Linked DNA regions of Mus musculus: region 2 is linked to region 1. A link is a loop called in an ENCODE intact Hi-C map of the cell type or tissue named here. Cell type or tissue: heart. All regions are shown on one strand. Each heading gives the region's core, and the rest is flanking DNA. Links, peaks and the distances in the headings are about the cores only. Region 1 overlaps Sall2 (spalt like transcription factor 2). Region 2 overlaps Chd8 (chromodomain helicase DNA binding protein 8).

The links. A loop is a pair of places that touch in the nucleus more often than their neighbours do. Peaks named below come from ENCODE experiments on the same cell type or tissue, not always from the same donor. Only the 100,000 strongest peaks of a DNase experiment are listed, where the experiment ranks them.
Region 2: a loop joins it to region 1, with 2.5 times the contacts of the local background. A loop is called at or near these places in 2 of 42 quality-filtered maps.

Annotation. Positions count from the first base shown.
Region 1 is chr14:52,308,064-52,314,283 of GRCm38, reverse strand. It overlaps Sall2 (spalt like transcription factor 2), which reads left to right. Exons shown (of 2, transcript NM_001244916.1): 2 at 1-3,107. The coding sequence ends at 1,562. It also overlaps a transcript of Mettl3 not described here. Among named protein-coding and RNA genes, the nearest start is that of Sall2, 5.1 kb to the left of the region's middle. In heart, for the core only: a CTCF peak has its summit at 3,755 (motif pointing left); no DNase peak of the experiment used is centred there.
Region 2 is chr14:52,241,266-52,247,485 of GRCm38, reverse strand. All of the region lies in intron 1 of Chd8 (chromodomain helicase DNA binding protein 8), which reads left to right. Among named protein-coding and RNA genes, the nearest start is that of Chd8, 13 kb to the left of the region's middle. In heart, for the core only: no CTCF peak of the experiment used is centred there; a DNase peak (open chromatin) is centred at 2,935; H3K4me3 peaks cover 1,660 bases; H3K27ac peaks cover 1,336 bases.

The sequences.
Region 1 (6,220 bases), core at 2,434-4,933:
CCACAGAGAGCCTGACACTGCTCTCCACTGGCACAAGCACAGCAGTGGCTCCTGGGCTCCCTACTTTCAACAAGTTTGTGCTCATGAAGGCAGTGGAACCCAAGAGTAAAGCGGATGAGAACACGCCCCCAGGGAGTGAGGGCTCCGCCATCGCTGGAGTAGCAGACAGTGGCTCAGCAACCCGAATGCAGCTAAGTAAGCTGGTGACGTCACTACCGAGTTGGGCACTGCTTACTAATCACTTGAAGTCAACTGGAAGTTTCCCCTTCCCTTATGTGCTAGAACCCTTGGGGGCTTCGCCTTCTGAGACCTCAAAGCTGCAGCAGCTAGTAGAAAAGATTGACCGCCAAGGAGCTGTGGCGGTGGCATCTACTGCCTCGGGAGCTCCCACCACTTCTGCCCCTGCACCTTCCTCCTCCGCTTCTGGACCTAACCAGTGTGTGATCTGTCTTCGGGTCCTGAGCTGCCCTCGGGCTCTACGCCTGCATTATGGCCAACATGGAGGTGAGCGGCCCTTCAAGTGTAAAGTGTGTGGCCGAGCTTTCTCCACAAGGGGCAATTTGCGCGCACATTTCGTGGGTCACAAGACCAGTCCAGCTGCCCGGGCTCAGAACTCCTGCCCCATTTGTCAGAAGAAGTTCACTAATGCTGTCACTCTGCAGCAACATGTTCGGATGCACCTGGGGGGCCAGATCCCCAATGGGGGTTCCGCACTTTCTGAAGGTGGGGGAGCTGCCCAGGAAAACAGCTCTGAGCAGTCTACAGCCTCTGGACCAGGGAGTTTCCCCCAGCCGCAGTCCCAGCAGCCATCTCCAGAAGAGGAGATGTCTGAGGAAGAGGAAGAGGATGAGGAAGAGGAGGAAGACGTGACAGATGAAGATTCCCTAGCAGGAAGAGGCTCTGAGAGTGGGGGAGAGAAGGCCATATCAGTACGAGGTGACTCAGAAGAGGTATCTGGGGCAGAGGAAGAAGTGGCAACATCAGTAGCAGCACCCACCACTGTGAAGGAGATGGACAGTAATGAGAAAGCCCCTCAACACACTCTGCCGCCACCTCCGCCACCACCCGACAACCTGGATCATCCCCAACCCATGGAGCAGGGAACCAGTGATGTTTCCGGAGCCATGGAGGAAGAAGCCAAACTGGAGGGAACCTCAAGCCCGATGGCAGCCCTCACCCAAGAAGGGGAGGGCACCAGCACCCCTTTGGTGGAAGAGCTGAACTTACCGGAAGCCATGAAGAAGGATCCAGGAGAGAGCAGCGGCAGGAAGGCCTGTGAAGTATGTGGCCAGAGCTTTCCTACCCAGACAGCTCTGGAGGAGCATCAGAAGACCCATCCCAAGGATGGGCCACTCTTCACTTGTGTCTTCTGCAGGCAGGGCTTCCTTGACCGTGCTACCCTCAAGAAGCACATGCTGTTGGCTCACCACCAGGTACCGCCCTTTGCACCCCATGGCCCTCAGAATATTGCTACTCTTTCCTTGGTCCCTGGCTGTTCCTCCTCCATCCCTTCTCCAGGGCTCTCCCCATTCCCTCGAAAAGATGACCCCACCATGCCATGAGCCTGCTTTCTGTACCTGGTCCTCTATGACTCAGAGAGCAGAAACCTGAGAGCTTCATAGAGGAACCTCCAAGATTTACTCACCCTCCTCTTGTCCTTTCTCAAGTCCTGACATGATGTTTCTAGTGGCTTCTTCTCTAGTCCCTGAGCTTGACAATTGCCTTTGAAAGAGAATGTCCCCTTAAGAAATTTTTATCACCTTTTTGTTCTGTGTAACTAAGGGAAACAAATTCCCTATAGCTTTTACATTCTCAAGGGGGAGCTCTCTCCTCTTCTCCCTTTCCCTTTGGCAGGTATACTAGAACCCCCATCCTTGGAGTGGCAGCCTTGGTCCAAGGGGCTGGCAACTGTCCATGGAAGGCCCAGCGTTACTCCTTGGTGATCTTGACCACCCTGCAAGACTTTCTAGGGCCGGGACCTTCTTGAGAAGCTTGTAAGGGGTGGTAGGTTTCTTTCTGCAACCACTACCCAGTTTTCCACTGAGCCCTGGAGTTCTGGACCTACCTGCATTGCCACTCGGGCCCTAGTACCATCATTGCTGTGAAAGCCCAGGAACTGTGTTTCACAAGGTGACTCCAGTGACATGATCCAGAGAGGCAGAGAACATAGCCTCCGGAAGTTGAGGCTGTGCCCAACAAGCACACCGGAAGAAAGAAGAAACTATAACTTCTTTCTCCTTCCCCCCTGCTCCAGAGAGTGCTGGCAATAAAGATATTCTAGCAATTGGTGACTCACCCTAGAAGGTAGGGACAAGTGAAGGACTGGGATCCTTTTTGCAGTATGTTCCTTGACTCGCCACATGGAGGCAAAGATAGTGGCTGGTCAAGATGCCAGGACTACTCCAGCTTCCCATCATGTCCGCTCAACCAACAAGCAGGTTTCCTACCAAGAGGTCTCTCGTGTGATAGTTTAGGGAGTATGAAGTTTCTAACTCTAAAGAATCCTGTTGGTGAGGATGATTATTTAAGCAATGATGGGGAGTTGAGGGTTGTTGCTAAAACAGGCATTGCTGGGAATCTATTTGATGAAGAACAGGACTTGATGTAAGGGGACTCGATGTTCAGCTCTTGTGAGTATGAACGTTTTCTTTGAGCTAATGGTGATGTGGTATGCAGAGGTACCAGGGGCCATGGGGGTGTGTGTGCTTCCTGTCACTAGAATGTTTTTAGTTTTAGATGACTCCCTATTTTATTCCCTCACCCCTTGTATTTCCCTTGCTGTCTTCTCAAAACCCCTTTCCTCCCCCAGTTTTGCCTGACCATGGGCCAGAGCTTATGTCTTATTTTTTTTCTAGAAGTTGAGAGACAGAGCTTCAAGTGGTTTCCCCCCGTCTCTGTCTTGTAGTGAGATGTAGTATTTACTCTTAACATAGGATCCTGTGGAACAGGTGTTCTGAGAAGACTGAATTTTGCTGTTAGCTGTTGTCAATGATGATTCTCTAAAGTAGTGGGCTCCAGAGCTCCCTAACACAGTGAAATGTGTAAGAGCCGAGAGGGGAGATACTAGAATTTTTTCCTTCATCATTAAAGGTGTTTTGGCCAAGTTTTTTGTGTGTTTCTCCTTATTTTATGACTAAATAGCCAGATGGGGTGTGATGTTGGCATTCCCGAATTCAGAGATTCTCTTCCCACCCTTTTCTCCTGCCAAAGCTGAACATATGGTGTAAAAATACTTAACTTCCTCAGTCAGCCTCATTCCCAAACAACCTCCAATGGATGTCATTTCACTGGGGGGGGGGGGGGAGGTTTTTAAAAACAGATTCTGTTTTTCAAAAGATATTTGCCCAGTGTACAGGCAATGTCTAGGTTTTCCTTTAGGAATTTTTTTTTAACCACTTCCTACCAAAACACAACTGTTGTGTGTGTGTTGTTTTGTTTGAGTTTGGAGGCTGCTCATCAGTCTTTCCCAGACCTCAAGCAGCCTACTGACAACAGTGGATCTGTAGATCAAGATAATAGTACTTTATGATGTTTGAGATCCAACATTGTAATCAGAGATGGAAAAAAGGTTCTACCAGTAAAGCAAGATCTGGCTATTAAGCATGCAGACAAAGGGCTGGAGAGATGGCTCAGCAGTTAAGAGCCCTGGCTCACTGGCTGCTCTTCCAGAAGACCCAGGTTCAATTCCCAGTACCCAAGTAGTGAGTCATAACTATCTGCTACCTCCATTTCCAGGAGATATGATGCCCTCTTCTGGCTTCTGTGGGTATCACGCACATGCGTCATACAAGTACACATTCAAGCAGACACAAACATACGAAATAAAATAACTTTTTTTTTTTTTTTTTTTTTTGGTTTTTCGAGACAGGGTTTCTCTGTGTAGTCCTGGCTGTCCTGGAACTCACACTGTAGACCAGGCTGGCCTCGAACTCAGAAATCCGCCTGCCTCTGCCTCTCGAGTGCTGGGATTAAAGGTGTGCACCACCACGCCCGGCTACGAAATAAAATAACTTTTAAAGACAATAATGCAAGCTGGGTGATGGTGGTACACATCTTTAATTCCAGCACTGGGAAGGCACAGGCAGGTGGATCTCTTCTGAGATTGAGGCTAGCCTGGTCTACAAGTAGTAGTTCCAGGATAGCCAGAGCTATGTAGAAAAACATCTTCTTGAAAAATAATAATATAAATTAGTAATAGTGTGAAGAAAAGAGCTAGGGGTGTAGCTCTTGGTAGATTATTTTCTTAGTATGCACGAAAGAAGTCTAAGTTATGCTCAGTGATGTAGTGAATCAGAGATCAGCTTGGGATACATGAGAACCTCTGTGTGCATGTGCATGTGTGTGAAGAGAGAGTGGCAGGGTCTCTTTAGGTAGGTCTTACTGGCCTCAAACTCACAAAAATTCACCTGCCTCTCCCTCCCAAGTGCTGGTTCAAAGCCTTGAGCCACAATGGCCAGCAGAGAAACTTGTCTTTTTTTTTTTTTTTCAATTGTATGTGCATTGATATTGATGTTTTGCCTGAATGTATATCTATGTAGGTCCTGGCGTTACATACAGTTGCAAGCCATTATGTGAGTGCTGGGAATTGAATCCAGATCCTTTGGAAGAGCAGTCAGTACTCTTAACTGCTGAGCCACCTCCAGTGTCAAGAACTGTATCTCTAAAATTATATATACATATATGTGTGTGTGAGGTGGTATTTAATAAATAATTTCCTTTTTTGTTTTGTTTCAAAACAGGGTTTCTTTTTGTAGCCCTGGCTGTCCTGGAACTACAGGCTTGCCCCAAACTCAGATCCCCCCAAGCTCTGGGGTTGAAGGTGTGCGCCACCACCACCCAGCATTTTCCCCCTTTATAAGATCATCACATCACTAAACCATCATGCTAAAAGAACATAACTGGCTTTAAAAGATAAAAGCACGCTCTTGAAGCTCTCACCTTCCTTACTCTCGTCTCTAGCCCTCCTCTCCCCACCCCACCCCCAATGCGGCCATGGATGGCCTCCCTCTTTCTACCTTCTTTTCCCTACCTCCCTACAATAAAGCTCTAAAACCATAAAGAAAGAAAAAAAAAAGATAAAAGCACAATGTCTCAAGCTCAGATTCAGACAGGCACAGTGGCTCACCTACAGCACTGGGAAACAGGCAGGAGGGTCAAGAATCTAAAGTTATCCTTGGCTGTATATGGAGTTGATGACCAACCTGGACATACATACGAGACAACTCAAAAAGAAATTAAGTAACAACAACAACAACAAAAACCCAGGTCCAGTTGGGTGGGGTGATAGAGGATTGCATTCCTGGTATGCAGGAGTGGGAGTCGCAGGAATGGAAGGCTAGCCTTGGACCACATACACTCTATAAAAGAACTAGATCCTGAGACTCCAGTCTTTGGTGGTGAGGTGCTGTTCTGCTACTTCTGACAGGAGGCTCCCAGAAAGACAGAGGTGAGTAAGTGTATTCTTTACTCTGCTAAGAAAACAGAGCTATCTGATTCTAGATGTTCCTATCAGAGGAGTGCAGGAGGCCCTCATTAACACATGGGAATCCTGGGAAGTTGGGGGAGTTAAGTAGGGAAAAACAGCTTTTTTTTTTTTAAGATTTATTTCATGTATGCGAGTATACTGCCGATGTCTTCAGACACACACCAAAAGAAGAGGGCATTAGATCCCATTACAGATGGCTGTGAGCCACCATGTGGTTGCTGGGATTTGAACTCAGGACCTCTGGAATAGCAGTCAGTGCTCTTAACAGCTGAGCCATCCTTCCAGCCCCAGCTTTTGTTTTTAATTTCTGGCAAAGCTTTATATGTGTGTGTGTGTGTGTGTGTGTGTGTGTGTGTGTGTGTGTGTGTGTGTGTGTGTGTGTGTATCCCCTCAAACTCAGATCCCTCCCTGAGCTCTGGGAGTGAAGGTGTGCGCCACCACCACCCAGCATTTTCCCCCTTTATAAGATCATAATATCACTAAACTTTCATGCTAAAAGAATATAACTGGCTTTAAAAGATAAAAGCACAATGTCTCAGGCTCAGATTCAGACAGGCGCAGTGGCTCACCTATAGCACTGGGATGTCCTGTGAGATCCTAGAGATAACTAACAAGTCCACCATAGAACTGTTCTTAAACACAATCCACTCAGCAACCTGATACATTTTACAAACCTCTGTAAGATCCATTAAATTCCCCTTGGCATACAGATGTACTGCTTTTGAGATGCCCTGT
Region 2 (6,220 bases), core at 1,505-4,004, 66 kb after region 1:
CTTATCTTGTTAGGAAGGATTCAGAAAGGGAATTTATTTATTTTTATTAAATATTTAGTCACTTATTATATGTGAGTACACTGTAGCTGTCTTCAGTCACACCAGAAGAGGGCGTCAGATCTCATTACAGACAGTTACACGAGCCACCATAGGTTGCTGGGAGTTGAACTCAGGACCTTTGGAAGAGCAATCAGTGCTCTTAACCGCTGAGCCATCTCGCCAGCCCCCAGAAAGGGAATTTATTAGAAGGTTATCAGATGGGTCACAAAGTTTAAAAGGTTTAAAAGGGGGTCTGAAAGCAGGGGATGTATGCTCACAGGGACCAGAGACATAGTCTGATCAGTCTGGCTCTGTGGATGGAGCTTTTTATCCAAGCTCTCAGGCTCAGCTACCTCACAGAAAATAACAAACTAGGAAATGCCCAGTATCTACCTCTTTGGACTCCATAGCAGCCTTCTGACTGGCCCCATGTCTTCTGTTCTTCCATCTCTCAAATCCAGAGTTAGTAGCTCAGCTCTGTTGTGTCATTCCGACTGTTTCTGTGGAGTCCTGTTTACTGGAGGAAAATGGCTCTCTAATATCCTAGCCTTCCATTTTATCTCTGTTCAGTTTCCTGTGACTTACGCTCTGGCAGGATTGAACTACAGAATTGTGTGACACATACAGCTTTTCATTTTCATGCTTTTGTTTTACCTTCCTTCCCACTATCTCTGCTGCTTGAATATTCCTTTCATATGGTCCACTTTAACCTATCTCTTATAATTTATGAAACTGTTTCCTGATCTTTTTCTCCTAAATTAATTCCCTTCTTCTCTTGTCCCTGCAATGACCCCTGCTGTTGTATTACCATTTTGTGTTATAACTGTTCCCCACTCTATTATGGTGCCTACTGTTTTACCTTCTTCCCACATATACACACATCCAATAGGAGTAGGGATTTTATCGTTTTCTTCCCCTCTCTCTCTCCTCTCCTTCCCTCCTGTCTTGTTTTTTGTTTGCTTAAAAAACAGGATCACTTTTTTTTTAAAGATTTACTTATTTCACGTATGTGAGTACACTGTCTTCAGATCCCATTACAGATGGTTGTGAGCCACCATGTGGTTGCTGAGTATTGAAGTCAGAACTTCTAGGATGAGCAGTCAGTGCTCTTAACCACTGAGTCATCTCTCCAGCCCAAACGATCACTTTTAACTCAAGCTAACCTTGAATGCATGTTCTTCCTGCCTCCACCTCTCAAGTGCTAGAATTACAGGTGTGTACCATCGTGCTGATGGATAGGTATTATTTTTGGGTACCTAATACTATTGCTTAGTAGCATACTGTCTGCTTGGTAAATGTTTAGATAACTGGGTACGGTAATCCTGAAATTATGGCTGTTATTCCAGCACTGGGGAGGCTGAGGCAAGAGAATCACCATGAGTTTGTGGCAATCTTGAGATGTAATAGTGAGTTCCAAGGCAATCTGGATTGTGTACTGTGGGGCCTTGACTCAGACAACAAGAGTTGAGGTAATGAAAGTAGAGATGGAGAATGCATTTGAATGCACAGTATTAACTAGATCCATATGAGAAAAAAAGTAGCAAAAGTAACTTGACATTTTGACTCACATGTAAATGTACTATATATCAAGTAACAGGGGAAACTAGGACAAAAAAGGCAAGGTGTGCTATTAAATTTTGTTTTGTTTTCACCTGCCTTAGCCTCCTGACTGCTGGGGTTGTAGACTTGCCTCATATATAGTTACAAGAGTGACAGGCCCGCTTTAAAAGTCCTTAAGCATGAAGTTCATTTGGTCAAATTGTGTATTAGGTAATTAATGTGGTAACAGGACGGATTAGAAGGAAGAAAGATCAATTATGAGACTTCTACAGAAGCCACTGCACAAAGAGAGAAGGCAGTAGAGTTAGAAGCCCCGACTTTGCTACTTAGTTTCTTAGTTGGATCCTTCAGCGGCTCAGTTTTCTCTTGTATACAAAGTGGTTGACTTATAGCGCATTGCGGGCTCTGAAGTCTGTTGTAGCACATTGCAGTAGTGTCAGTAGGACTTGGCAGTTAATTGGATGCTAAGTACGAAGGAGGTTTGAGAGCCAAAGTGAATCGGAAGCCTTAACATTACTACAGTCTGAGTGTTCCTGGCCTGTCTAGTGGTAGGTAACACTGGGGTCTTTAAAAGTAGCAAGTCTAAGTTCAAGTTGGTCTTTTTTTCCGGTTTTGAAACCAGGAGTACAGAAAATTAAGATTCCCGTGGTTTTTTTCTGAGTAAACAGTAGTTCCGAGTAAAGCAGCTGTTTTTTACTTTGGGAGACTTACGCTTGGAAATCCTCACGATGGGCGCTAGTCTGCTTCAGGACACCAGGAATGGACAGTGATGGCTAAGTCAAATGGACTGTTTGGAGAAAAAGGATAGGGGTAGGACTGGGTGTGTATTTTGGAGTGCACCAAGCCAGAGAATTGTTCGAGGCACCTGAGCTAAAACTTTATGGAAGCAGAAGTGTCAGGCATGCAAGCCAGCTTCCTGGATTGTAGTACATAGTGTCTTATCTTGGAAAGGCGAAAGTCTGAGTCCCCAACAACTGTTCTTCCCCCAACCCCCAACCCCCTCCCTAGTAGTGCTTGGGCACCTTGTGCTGGGGAGTGGGAGGGAGTGACAGGGCCGCCGGAAGACAGGGGTTCCAGAGGGAGGCGGAGCTGGCCTAGTGCAGAACACCTCCCTGGAGTTCTACTTGGGTATGTGAACGGTGTGGGTGTCAAGAATCAACCCATCAGGATTGCTCTCCTGCACCTTCGTTTTCAGGCAAGGTGCAGGCTTGGTCTTGGCCCTAGAAACCGGATAGGCCTCTCTGTGCGCTCTCAACCTAACCTGCGGGGGAAGGGAGCTGCTTTTAGTCCCGCCCTTGCGCTGTTTTGCGTTTCTGCGTCTTTGGTTGAGTGGCAGTCCGTGTTAGCCAATGAGAGTGTGGGGCGGGCAAGCGCATCAAGTTAGGTTGCGTAGAAGGAGGGGAACTGGTGCTGGAGAGACAGCGAGAAGCGAACCGGCCCCACGGCCACCGCAGGTAAAGCTACCTTTGCCTCCCACCGGGGTAAGGTGCAGGGCTTTTTCACCTTCGGGGCTTGCTCGGCCTCTCAGCCTGCAGCTTGCGCCCTAAAGTTGCTGCTTCCCTGGGCATCACACCCCCACCCCCACCCCTCGTATCTTTCCGTCTTGACCATCCCCACCTCGGAGGATGCCCCCGATTGCTCCCTCGTTCAAGTGCATGTACTTCAACTCCATTTGGGGGCTCCAGTTTCCCGAAGTCTTCCGCCCGAGCCTGCTCTGCCGTATGGGCCTTACTGGCACTAACCCCGGCAGTGAGAGCAGGTAATATACCCGGCCCCCCTTGCCACCCCCACTTCCAGTAGCGTTTTCCTCTTCATCAATTCTACTTCCTTCCTTTCCCCATATGAGTAACATAATTTCTACAGTTTCTCACTTGGCCTTTGAAAATACATGCTTTTAGTTTTTATGGTTGGCTATTTAGCTTTCTCTGTTTTTAACGAAGTGCTCTGTTTCCAGCCATATTTGCCCCCAAATATTTGCACCCTTTATTTAGTTATGTATTTTCCTTCAGTTACTAGAAAACAGAAACAGAGTTGCCACTCATTTGACAGAATAGTGAAAGCAGAGAAAATGACCCAAGATCTCAGTTTATTTGAGGAACCCTGAGTGGCTCCAAGTTAATAGCTCCATTTCTTGTGTCCTTCCATCCTGATCATTCTTTGACCTCAGCTTAATAACTTCATTCGCTTTGGGTGTCTCTTGCTCGTTTATCTCTAAGGTTTGAGATTCTCTGAGTCTCACAAATGTTTCAATGACATAGGTTTTTTGTTATTTGTTTTGTAATCGCCTGCTATAAATTTTATATATATTATATATATAATTTTGCTGTCATGTTTATTTTATTTTCAAGGTATTTCTTGTGTAAATCAAGCTTCCCCATCCATCCTATGTCTTAATAAGTAGAGTTTATTTCTGTCTCTAGCTCATCCTCCTGAAAATGATTCAATTTCCAATAAGATTTATATTTTGAGGTAAAATACTTTTTTTCTGAACCTTTGAGCACAGAGGTTAGCCATGAACAGTGTTTTCTAAACCTATATATACTACAGAAAAAGTATTGCCCAATATGACAGTAGTTCATTATCTTCTAAGGATGGATAGTATAGAGAACTCTGTAAATGGAGAGTTTGTATCTGTAGTTCAGCCTATATAGAAGGTGAAATGATTTCTTTTGTAGTGTTTCTCTTTCACTATAACAGTAAAGTATGATAAACACTCTTTGGGGATAATGTGAGACTCTGATCCCAGCCCTGAGATAGGAGTGACTTTCTTCATGCTGTTGTCTTTCTTTCTACTGACATCAGCTCCCTTGTCCATTGTTTTTTTTTTTTTTTTTTTGCAGATCTTACCGGTCAAGATTTTGTCCACTTGTACTGTCAGTAATAGAAACAATAAAATATAAAACTATAAGTACAGAACTGTAATGCTGTGTATACACATAAGAACTACACTTTGACCACACCCTCCTGTGCCATACATACACATAGGGCACATGCCTTCTACACTGTTTGCAGTCACTGTTTTGTTGAAAAGCATGAGGATGTTGGGGTAGATAATAGACTAGAATTTAAAATCTATTGTGATAAGACTGACAAGTAATGGAAATGGGCAAGGTTGAGGCAAAACTCAAGGACCAGAGAGTTGGAACACTCTGGCTCCAGAAACATAAGAACTGTGAGGAAGGTGGTGAGCCTGGAGAAGAAGGGAACTCTAAGAAGACAACAGATACTGTTCTGCCAGTATCTGCTTTAGTCAGTGTGTGTAGATAGGTGTCCTTGGATTTCAACTGAACTTCTGTTCTTTTTCTGTTGCACTTCCAATCCCCAGGGTTTGTGTCATACAGGCTGTATACTAATTTTGATTATGGGAAGTTATTAAATGTAGCTACCAAATCCTGACTTTCCTTTAGGGCACATGTGTGTGTTTCTCTTTTGGGCAGTGGTAGGGTAGAACTGTTGTCATTCCCCCTTTTTTTTTTTTCCTGGTTTTTTGAGACAAGGTTTCTCTGTGTAGCCCTGGCTGTGCTGGAACTCACTCTGTAGACCAGGCTGGCCTTGAACTCAGAAATCCACCTGTCTCTGCCTCCCGAGTGCTGGGATTACAGGCGTGTGCTACCACACCGGCATGGTTTTCATTCTTAATAAGAGAAAAGCCTGATGTCACTTTATTAATCTACTAGTTGCTTTATATTAAAACCCCTAAAACATCCATTTATTTGTTTTACCAGGGTTTGAACTGTAGAAAGGAAATTCATGAAATATATATGCTTGTAAGCTAAGTTATATATTGATGCAGGCAGGATGATGTAGGCAGGATGATGCACAGGTAATAAAAGACCTGGGGCAATGAATAAAGTTAGAAGTGTGGAGAGTTTGAGATGGAAGCCAGGCTTTGCTTCAGTGCAGGTTAAAAAATTGAAAAGTAGCCGGGTGGTGGTGGCTCACGCCTTTAATCCCAGCACTTGGGAGGCAGGGGCAGGTGGATTTCTGAGTTGGAGGCCAGCCTGGTCTACAGAGTGAGTTCCAGGGCAGCCAGGGCTATACAGAGAAACCCTGTCTCAAAAAAAAAAACTTAAAAAAAAAGAAAGAAAGAAATTGAAAAGTAATAATACACTATTCTGTGGGATTGTGTAGTCACAAGGATTTGTGGTAGGGTTGTTTTTTGAGACAGTTTTGTTATATAGCCTTATCCTCAAACTCATAACAGTCCTTCTGGCTCAGCCTCAAATGTTCTGCAGTTGCAGGGTAAGCTACCACACCTGGGAATGCTTTTGAGTTCTTAAATCTAGACTGACAAGTAGCAAGCACAAATTTGCTCAGCCAGATAAGAGCTCATGCCTACAATCTTAGCACTCAGGAAACTGAGGCAGGTGGATGGTTGTGAGTTTGTGGCCACTCTGGGCTACAAAGACCCTGGGATTGGTTTGTTTGTATTTTTATTTATTTATTTTTTTGTTTGTTTTTGTTTTTCAGGACAGGGTCGCTCAGTGTAGCTTTGGCTGTCCGGGCGCTCACTTTGTAGACCAGGCTGGCCTCAAACTCAGATATCTGCTTGCCTCTGCCTCTCAAGTGCTGGGATTAAAGGCGAGCGCCACCATGCCCGGCTGTTTTTAATTTTTAAATT